Regions from separate parts of the Mus musculus genome. Here region 1 is linked to region 2. Evidence: chromatin contacts called from ENCODE Hi-C or POLR2A ChIA-PET data. All regions are on one chromosome and are shown on one strand. The core of a region is the stretch at or near the end of the contact, and the rest is flanking DNA. Distances in the headings are between cores, read along the strand shown.

Region 1 (5,218 bases), core at 2,091-4,590, 51 kb after region 2:
CAAATTTTATTTTATTTTAAGTTTTGAGACAGGCTTTCTCTGTGCAGCTCTGGAATTCACTCAGTGGACCAGGCTGGCCTCAAACTCACAGAGATTCACCTGCCTCTGCCTCCCGAGTGCTGGGATTAAAAAAACCACGTGCTACTGTACCCTGACAGTTCTTAAAAATCTCAACTGGCTGATTCTTTGAGGGTGAGGAGATCTGGCAATAATGAGCAAGTGTTCTCTAAGTAGCAATCTGAACCAGACAGTGTGACACAAGTCAGAATGCTAAGGCGGGAGGATTATGTGTTAGGATCCAGCCTGGACTAAAGAATGAGATCCTATCTCCAACTAAAACTAAAAACAAGCAGCTGGGGGCTATAGTGAAGTGGTAGACTACTTGCCTGGCATGTGTGAGGACATGGCTAGAAGCACCTCTGTAGTAAGCTGGCCTGAGGCTTATAAGAACTGGGGTACTCTTGGGAGGCAGGCTGGGGCTGAAAAGAGAGAAACTAGATGGTCGAGAGAAATAATGGAGCCAAGACAAAGGTTTTGATCAAGGCCCATGAGTTTATTAAGAAACCGTGTTTATAAGGGGGTGGAAAGCTGCACCACAGGTGGCCCCACCTCAATGGTGACAAGATTTGTACCAACCCGCTTCAGGCTGGGGGAGCCTACACACCCCGACCCCGTACCATCAAAATGAAACAACAAAACCTTATTCTGGAGACCAGGTTTGGTGGCACACACTTAGAGTCCCAGTGTACAGGAAGAAAAAGCAGGCGTTTCAGAAGTTCTAGAGCGTACTTGACCATATACACAAAGAGTTCTGAGGTCAACCTGGACTACCTGACTCAAAACTCCCAAAACAAAAAGCCAGCCATCAGTGAGTCATTTGTCCCATTAGAATGAACCTGAATTTATCTACACACACTATGCCAGCTGGCAGCCACTCCAGGTTTGTACCTCTCTTCTTTCCCATCCAAGCTGCCTTGGAGCAATCAGACTTTAACAACTCCTGTTGCCCTGCCCTGCCCTGCCCTGTCCTTATGCCCCCCTCTCTGGGAAAACAAGATAAGACTCTCATGGTTTATTCATTTATTTAACACTCGTGTGCCTCATGCCTGGTGATTGCCAAGTCCTGGAGACCGAGATGCAAATGGAACGTGTTTCTTCATTCCGAGAGCTATTGATCTGAAGATGGCCCTCTGAAGATGTAGCAGAGGTAAAAGATAACAGGGAGAGAGGTACATGCTGGCTGCATCTCTAGCAACCCCAGCACTCCAGAGATTATCTCAGAAGGATCTTGGGCTACTGAGACTGTCTCAAACAACACAGCTTAGAGCAGACAATGTAACACCCTGTCTTGGTCTTTTGTTCGTTTTTTTTTTTTTTTTTGTTTTTGTTTTTGTTTTCTTTTCTTTTTTTTTTTTTCCATTTTTTATTAGGTATTTAGCTCATTTACATTTCCAATGCTATACCAAAAGTCCCCCATATCCACCCACCCCCACTCCCCTGCCCACCCACTCCCCCTTTTTGGCCCTGGTGTTCCCCTGTACTGGGGCATATAAAGTTTGCAAGTCCAATGGGCCTCTCTTTCCAGTGATGGCCGACTAGGCCATCTTTTGATATATATGCAGCTAGAGTCAAGAGCTCCGGGGTACTGGTTAGTTCATAATGTTGTTCCACCTATAGGGTTGCAGATCCCTTTAGCTCCTTGGCTACTTTCTCTAGCTCCTCCATTGGGAGCCCTATGATCCATCCATTAGCTGACTGTGAGCATCCACTTCTGTGTTTGCTAGGCCCCGGCATAGTCTCACAAGAGACAGCTACATCTGGGTCCTTTCAATAAAATCTTGCTAGTGTATGCAATGGTGTCAGCGTTTGGATGCTGATTATGGGGTGGATCCCTGGATATGGCAGTCTCTACATGGTCCATCCTTTCATCTCAGCTCCAAACTTTGTCTCTGTAACTCCTTCCATGGGTGTTTTGTTCCCAAATCTAAGGAGGGGCATAGTGTCCACACTTCAGTCTTCATTCCTTTTGTTCGGTTTTGAGAGAGGGTCTCACTATGTAGACCAGGCCTTGAACTCATAGAGATCTGTCTGCTTTTGTCTCCCCACTGCTGGGATTAAAGGAGTGTGGTGCCACATCTGGCAGCTCTGTGAATCTTATGTGCTTGCTACTACATAATCCCAGCATTTGAGAAATGGAAGCAGGAGGGTTAGGAGTTCTAGGCCAGCTCCAGCTACATGAGAATGAAGCCAGCCCAGGTTACATGAGACCCAGAAGGACCTAGTTGTATATTTGCCTTTTGAGTCGCTGTGAACATTCATTCATTAATTTCATTCACTTCCTCAAGTTCCCCTAGCAACAAGTGACTAGGCTCGGACAGTAAAATGGAAAAAAACAAAAAAGCAAAACCCACAGTCTTGCTCTCTTTGGACTAGCAGTCTAAAAAAAGAATTACAGCTATTAAAGAATAAATTAGGAATTCAGATTTGTCTCCGTTTTCTTTCTTCTTTTCTTAGGAAAGGGTGACCTTGATTTCCTAATTAGTACATTCACATCTGGCTCTGAAGGTTGTATAGAAATAAAAGTGGCCGGGCGTGGTGGCGCACGCCTTTAATCCCAGCACTCGGGAGGCAGAGGCAGGAGGATTTCTGAGTTCGAGGCCAGCCTGGTCTACAAAGTGAGTGCCAGGACAGCCAGGGCTACACAGAGAAACCCTGTCAAAAAACCAAAATACAAACAAACAAAAATAAATAAATAAAAGTGTAGCCGCGCTGAGAATGAGCCCCGTGTGGTTGGTGCGAGCCAGGTCGCACTGCCTGCGTCACTATGTGAGCTGACGGATGACGCCCCGCTGCACGCCGCTCAGCTCGCCCCGGAGGGGTCGCTTCTTGGCGGGCTAACAGTGACTTGCGGGGGAAGTCTACGCGCGTGTGCACGCGGCACTCTCTGCCCGTGGTCCGGGGACTTTCCCCTAGGCGAAAGGATAAGGAACATGTCCCTCGTATGTAGCCTAGGAAACAGGCCTTCAGAGCGAGCTGCCTTAGCTTCTAGGCGCGACTAATTTATGACTCTACAACAGGCTTAATTTTTTGGTTATGGTGAGAAAATTGGTCTCTCTAGGTAGAAAAACAATGAGCCATTGTTTTAGGCATGATACTTTATCCTGAAAGATTCTGGAGACATAATTGTTTAAGAAAGCTATAAATAGATAGGTCATTAATTAATGTAGGAACGCTAGGTGGGCGTGGTTTATGCAAATATTGCTTAAACCCATCCTGAGATGGGCGTGGCCGCCTTAAGGGACTCAGCCCCCCCGATGTAGGCGTGGTCTCCTGCGCGTGCGCACTACGGCCGGAGGCCCAGCGCTGGAACGCGGGGTACCCGGCGTGCGATTCTGGTGGGCCAGGCATGGAGGGCGCTGGCCCCGTGTTGAGTATTCTGGGGCTGCTGCTTGTGTCTGCGCCTTTTGGAGTCCTTGGGGAGCGCCCCAGCGCCGATCTGGGGGCACACCCAGGTACCTGCGAGAGCTGCTGGAGGGAGGCTGGGACTGCCTAGTAGAAACTGACCGATGGCTTTAATCCACAGAACGGGGCTCCCAGGTCAGTCCGGGAACCACCGAACCTCGGCGGCAGCCGCCACCCAAGGATCAGCGCGAGCGAGCCCGGGCCGGATCGCTGTCTTTGGGCGCTCTGTACACCGCGGCCGTCGTGGCTTTTGTGCTGTTCAAGTGTTTGCAGGTGCGGTATGGCGGTGGGTTGTGGGAGCCCTGGGCCTTAATCTCCTGGGGCCGCTACAGTACCAAGAACAACCGCTTCCCGGCTACCTGTAAAATGAAGGCTCGTTCCTTGGTTTTTCCACATTATTGGGGCATTCGAGGATCCAGAGAGATAATGGATGTAGGGGGCTGAGAAATTGTAGAAACCGTTACTTTTACTCCTCTCTCCAGTGACGATCGATTTTCAATCTGGAGCTCATCCACTTAGTGTCTGATGTAAGTGGGGTTTTAACCCAACTAGTGTCAGTATGCAAAAAAAGAAGTTGCTGCTGAGGCTCCAACCTTGGCCCAAGGAGTTAATCGCGGCAGCAACAGAGTGTCTAGTGGACCAGACACCAAGCCGTTTCGTGCTCTCCTTAGGAAGGAAACCCTGAAATGTGAACTGACTGTACATTCTGATTACTTTGAAACTGTTGACATGGAAAGTGGAACCTACCACCCAGTGCTTTATCTTCAACTCTGGTCAATTACTTGCACAGGGGAATAGAGGCTGAACTAATTAGTAACATAAAACTAGATGAGATTAAAGAGCCAGGCAGACTTGACAGGCTAGGATGAAGATTGGAGTTTAAAGATAGATTAATAAATTCTACCCAGGCGTAGTGTTAGACGCCTTTAATCCCAGCATTCAGGGGAGACAGAGGCAGGAACAGCTCTTGTGAGTTCGAGACCAGTATTTCTGTCTTATGCATGGAGAAGAATACATAAGCAGTTGAGAAGAGGAGCGGGACCCGTGGAAGAGAGGTAGGCATGGCGGCTGACAGTTTCACGGTGTTATGATAACCCACTTTCCAATTAAAGGTTCTGAAGGAGGCTTGTGCTTTATCTACCTATCAGAGCACTGGGAGAATTGTATCCTAAAAATAAACCATAGGGCACTGCCTTTTAGAGCAAAGAGCACTATATAGACTTTTTGTTGTTGGGTTTTTTGTTTTGTTTTGTTTTAGATTTTTAATCTGTAATGGGATAATGTGAATTGAACAGATTGGAGATTTTTTTTTTCACCAGCAAAGACTGAGGGTACAGGAACTGGTGACACAGTCCTATTATTCCAACTACTATGAGGGAGGATTGTAAGTGCAAGGCCCATCTGGACAATTTAGCAAGACTCTACCTCAAAGGCAGCGAGGTATAGGGATGCTAAATAAGAAGGCTGGGGTAAGAGCAATCTTCCCGTCCCTACTGGAGAGTTTCACATTCCCAGGAGTGCTTTAGCAGTCTGGCCATGTGTGGGCATCCTGACGTTTCACTTCATGTTCTGGGTAAGCAGCTGGACTAGAGACAACTGGGATTCTCTGAGGTGGATGCCCAGAGCTTTCTCTATGGCTCCTCTCTTCACTGGCTCTGAGGTGCTGGGGCCTTTGCTGCAGCCTTGTCTTTATCTGCTTCCACAACAGGGCCCAGATGAGGCTGCTGTTCTCAGAGAGGAAAAAAACAAGAAGAAA
Region 2 (5,515 bases), core at 1,861-4,360:
AGTGTTTTCTGTCTGTCTGGTGAGGAGGTGCAACTGTGCAGTTCCCACCACAGCATTGTACCTGATGGAAATGAGAGAGAGAGAGAGAGAGAGAGAGAGAGAGAGAGAGAGAGATCCCCATGCAGTAGGCTTTCCCTTGATCCCTGAGGCCCCAGACTCGGATGGTGCCACTCACATCCTACATGTGTCTTTCCCTAAGAATTCTCTCTGGGGGTCAAGACACCCTAAGGTCCTTTACTAGCACAGGTACTTCTCATGTCACTAAAGTTGACAAAATTAACCATCAAAGGAAAGAGGTATCCCCCGCCCCCTGCAGAAAAGTGGAACCCAGGGCAGGCACTTTACTCCCCAGCTATATGCACGCAGTCCAAAAGGTTTCTTTCTTTTCCTTTTTTTTTTTTTTTTTTGAGGCAGTATCTCAATGTACAGTTTAGTTAGTCCCAAAATCCTTCTGCCTCTGTGTCCTGAATGCTGGTATCCTATATGTGTACCATTATGCTCCAATACATCATCATCATAATATAGAGCCTAGAGAGATGGCTCGACTGTTACAAACACTGGCTGCTCTTCTAGAAGACCAGGTTCAATTCCCAGTACCCACATGGAGACTTACAGCCATCTGTGACTCCAGTTCCAGGGTATCCAGCATCCTCTTCTGGCCTCTGTGGGTAGCAGGCATGTACACTGTGCACTGATATACATGCAGGCAAAACATACATGCACGTAAAATTAACAAAAATTGGTAATAATAATGGGAAAGATGGAGACTAGGTTAGCAATTTTAAAAGATTAAAAGCTGCTCCAGAAGCAAACCAAGGATCTCACTTAGATTCTGATTAAAGTAGACAGTTTTGAAAACCCAACATAAAGAAAAATGTGAACTTGATATTAAGAAATTATTGCTTGGTTTGGCTTGATTTAAAAAAAAAGTTCTTGCTCTGTAGCCCAGCCTGGCCTCAAACTCATGATCCTCCTGCCTCAGCCTCCTGAGCACTGAGATCACAGGTCTTCATCTGACTTTTATTAGTTTTTACATTTGTATTGTTTATTATTGTGTGTGTGTGTGTGTGTGTGTGTGTGTGTGTGTGAGCGGACACACACATCAGGACACGTATGTGGAGGTCAGAGGTAAGTCTGTGGAGTTGAGATGTGAGCGGACACACACGTCAGGACACGTATGTGGAGGTCAGAGGTAAGTCTGTGGAGTTGAGATGTGAGCGGACACACACGTCAGGACACGTATGTGGAGGTCAGAGGTAAGTCTGTGGAGTTGAGATGTGAGCAGACACACACGTCAGGACATGTATGTGGAGGTCAGAGGTAAGTCTGTGGAGTTGCTGCTCTCCTTCCCCCTTTGCCTGCATCTCAGGCTTCAAGCTCAAGTCGTCAAGTCTTTTATGAGTTTTTAAAGGCACAACAATGTTGTGGTAGATATTATGTGGGGGTTTCTACTCCACCTTAGATCATTTGCCTCCCAACTAAAAGACACAAACCTTTATAATAAACCTTAACAGCACTAGAGTTGGGCAGATGTCAACCCTCTGGGCTATTTTTGTCTGCTTTCTTGTCAATAACCCCAAGACATCACTTGCCACACACATTCCACCTAGGCCACTCCCACTCCAACAGGCCAGCCCTGGTGGCCAGGTGCTCACAATCCACACCACCCCATGGCGACTTCTCCACCCTCCCTTCCTTCTCTCCTCTCTTCTGTGCCTGAACACAAGCCCGGGAACCTTCAGCCCCACCTACCTCTTCTGCCCAGCTATAGGCTGTAGGCATCTTTACTAACCAATCATGAATATACAACAAGAGCTGGTATAGTTGAGGACCTGCTTGTCTTGGAGCAGCCAGGTCATGGGATACAGTTTTTAGCATTTGAATACAGAGCCACAACAGACCAACCCACTACACAACAATGACACCACGATTTAATGAAGATTCCTTTTTCTAATCAGTGGTAAAATAATGCCATAGCTATGCAGCAAATAACTGGGTGCAGGGACAGACATGTGGACAAAACACGTGGCCATGAGTTACTCCCAGGATAGTCACAGGCCCAGAGGGTATCTGAAAGCAGGTATATTTACTAGAGAAAGAAGGGAGTGTGCACATGCGTGCTCCCTGAGTGACAGTATATCGTCCCTGTGACCATCATTATTGCTGGCTGATGATAATCTACCTCCTACACTCAACAGCTTTTCCACCTGAACTTTTAAAAACTGGTGATACCAGTTTTAAACCTTGATAGAAACCTAACGATGAACCTGGCTGCTGCACTCCCCCAACACACACACACACACACACACACACACACACACACACACACACACACAGAGCTTCTCAGGCACATCAACATTCCCTCCTTTTTACTAGTGTATCCTAGCTCAGTCTTGCATCCCCAGCAGAGGGAACCACCACACGGCCTTCTTCCTAAACACTCCCTCTCACCATAACCACCACAGCGCCCTTCCTAAACACACACACACAATTCAGCATGAAACTACTGTCACAGACATTGATCCTCAAAATGACTAATGGGACAGAATCCAGTGTCAGTTAAGCTTACTACAGTGAGGGTATCCTACAGGTACAAATTCCGAGTGTCTTCAGACCTTGCACAAACTATGGAAAATAAAATCCTGCCAGGAGGGGTAGCATATGTTTGTAATCCCAGCACAAAGTGGTATGGTGTGGTATGAATCCAAAGCCAGCATGGGCTACAGGGCAAGACCGTTTCAATCTCTACACAAAAGATTACAAATAGGTTCTCAGAATTAACTCTAATTTAATGCGATGAGTATGTTTTGCTGTTACCAGTGGGGGAAAAGAACACGCATTGGCCTACTCTCCTTTTCTAGAACAACTGTGCATGACTGTTCTCTCTCCAAACCTGAACGATTCCCTTATACGGTGCACTCTCAAGACGGCCTTGCACATTCAGCCTGCCCTCACTCCATTCCGCCGCGAGGTGGCAGGACGCTCACGGATGCCAGGAGACCTCTGCCGGGATCCAGTGACGTCACGCAACCCTAGCGACGATTGGCTACCTTCCCGATGACCTTGAGGGGAGGAGTCCGTGGCAGAGCCGGAAACATCGGCAACAGCGAAAGCCACGTCCCGAGACCGGGCGTGCGCACTCCGAGGATCCCAACCGCTGTAGAGGCCTCTGCACCTCCTCCTCTGGACTGAGGGGGCACACTGGCGTCTACCGACGTGGGGCGCAACCTGCCGAAAGGGGTCACACCGCTGGGCGCTAGCGAGGGGAGGAGTCACCTTGAGAGGAGGGGTCACAATGACTAGCCGAGTCACTCTGCCAGGTCTCTTTTAGTGAGAGGAACACAAAGAGGAGGGGGTGCAGCACTGAGGGGCTCGGGGAACACACGGATGTAGCAGTGTCATCCGTAGGAAAGGTCCCCCGAAGGAGAGCGGGCTCCGAGGGGCAGCGGCCTTTGAGGGGGCGGGATCCTGCCGAGGGCGGGGCCTCCTTGCAGGTGCAGGCGTCTCCGAAGAGAGGGTTATTAGGACAAAGAAGTAAGAGGGTGGTCACCGGATCGAGCGTCGGAATCTCAACTTTACTTAGGGGGATGGAGATGGAGTGAGAAGGAGTCGAGCAGGTCAGGGATGCGAAGGCCAGAGGCTCCCTACAGCCCTGGATACTGCGATCGGAGAAGACAGGTGTTAGCGAGCCCCGAGATTTAGAGTGTCGGGGTCAGAAACCCCCCTGAAATGGACAGTCGGAGTCGGACGCAGACCGGGCAGGCAGCGTGGTCGATCCGTGGAGCCCAGGGCGCAGGAGAATTAGCGCCAGCAGTCAACCCTCAAGTCGTCCTGTGATTCACGCCCCGGCCTACGCGCGGGGGACGCACCTGAGGGGGCGTGGCCGGGCCGCAGCCCGGGCTCCAAGGAGTTAACCGCAGACCGGGCCGGGCCCCGCCCCGGGCAGGCCGCACAGCCTGAGCCCGGCGGCGAAGCGGAGCAGCAGCCGCCCGCGGGGAGCCCGCCGCCGGCGCCCGGGAGCGCCGCCGCCGCCCGGCCCAGGCCCAGGCCCAGGCCCCGCGCAGAGCGGAGAGCCGCGGCGTTCCACCGGGCCCAACTCGCCGGCGCGGCGGGGGCGGGCCCAGGACCTTCGGCAGGTCCTCCAGGAGTCCACCGGGCGGGAGTCCCGGCCCCCGGGATCGGGTTGGGCCGGCGCCCATGGCGAGCGCGGCCTGCCCGGGTCCCGGGGATCCGGCCATGTGAAGCAGGCCGGGGCTGGGGGCCCGGCCATGGCCGGGGAACGGCCGCCGCTGCGGGGCCCCGGGCCCGGAGAGGCTCCGGGGGAGGGGCCGGGGGGCGCAGGCGGAGGCCCGGGCCGGGGCCGGCCCTCCTCCTACCGGGCCCTCCGCAGCGCCGTGTCCAGCCTTGCGCGTGTGGACGATTTCGACTGCGCAGAGAAGATCGGGGCCGGTTTCTTCTCTGAGGTCTACAAGGTAGGACCCGCAGAGAGGACAGAGGGGCGGGACCGAGCCTTGGACGGGAGGCTAGAACTTAGAGGCCCCGCAGCCTGGGTTAGAGATCCTTGAGCTAGCAGCCACCCAACCTGTCGGGCACACACGGAGCCTTGCCTCCCCCAGGTTCGGCACCGACAGTCGGGACAAGTCATGGTGCTGAAGATGAACAAGCTCCCCAGTAACCGGAGCAACACGCTAAGGGAGGTGCAGCTGATGAACCGGCTCCGGCACCCTAACATCCTCAGGTGAACGGCCTAGCCTCTTGCTGGACAGCTTGCTGGGCAGGAGGAAAAGTCCCTTGGGAAAGGAGGGAGATGCAGTGGAGCCCGGGCTCTTACAGCGTATCCTTTATCCTCCCCATCACCTTTCAGGTTCATGGGGGTCTGTGTGCACCAAGGGCAGCTGCACGCGCTTACAGAGGTAAGCATTAAGCATAGGCCAGGAAAGAGGGAAGGCACCACACCCCCAAGTGAGAGTGTCAGTGATCTTGGTGGGTCTGCTGGGAAATTAAAAAGAAGCCACCTGCCTGCCCAGGACCTCAGGACCTCCTCCAACTAAAGGCTTCCTGAACTTCCCTGTGTGCAAACCACTTATTAGAATACTCAGCTGGAGTTAGTGATGGAGATATTTTGTATCTGGGTCCAATACAGGAGCCACTAGCTACACGTGGAATAGACTAAAACAAGAGCTGGTGTAACAAAAGAATGTCTGATTATATTTAAATGTATTGGATAACATAGCTGTACATAGTCCTACTGTGAGAGACAGGGTAGCCTAGTATATAAATGGGAACCTTAGAGCACAGACCCACCAACCCTTTTGACCTTTGTGAGCCTCCTGAGTGTCAACTGTCTTAGGAGTGGCAGGCACAGAGCACCGACATTCACACACCTTGTCTTTCCCCATGTCCCAGTATATGAATGGGGGCACCCTGGAACAGCTGCTCAGCTCCCCAGAACCCCTCTCCTGGCCAGTCAGGCTCCACCTAGCCCTGGACATTGCACAAGGCCTACGGTACCTAC

Evidence for each region. Hi-C counts contacts between places; a loop is a spot of excess contacts on that map. ChIA-PET counts read pairs that join two places held with the same protein, here RNA polymerase II (POLR2A).
Region 1: a map of left cerebral cortex shows a loop between it and region 2 (7-fold over the local background). The contact joins the promoter of Ccdc107 here to the promoter of Tesk1 in region 2. A Hi-C loop is called at or near these places in 17 of 37 maps with a recorded cell type or tissue (CH12.LX, CH12F3, ES-E14 and 9 more). POLR2A ChIA-PET finds 5 or more read pairs at or near these places in 3 of 5 experiments (Patski and embryonic stem cell).

Annotation. Positions count from the first base shown.
Region 1 is chr4:43,490,025-43,495,242 of GRCm38, forward strand. Ccdc107 (coiled-coil domain containing 107) reads left to right here and starts at 3,341. Exons shown (of 6, transcript NM_001037913.2): 1 at 3,341-3,512; 2 at 3,584-3,735; 3 at 5,171-5,218. The coding sequence starts at 3,407. It also overlaps Rmrp.
Region 2 is chr4:43,439,167-43,444,681 of GRCm38, forward strand. It overlaps Tesk1 (testis specific protein kinase 1), which reads left to right and starts at 3,111. Exons shown (of 10, transcript NM_011571.3): 1 at 3,111-4,472; 2 at 4,617-4,738; 3 at 4,865-4,913; 4 at 5,407-5,515. The coding sequence starts at 4,269.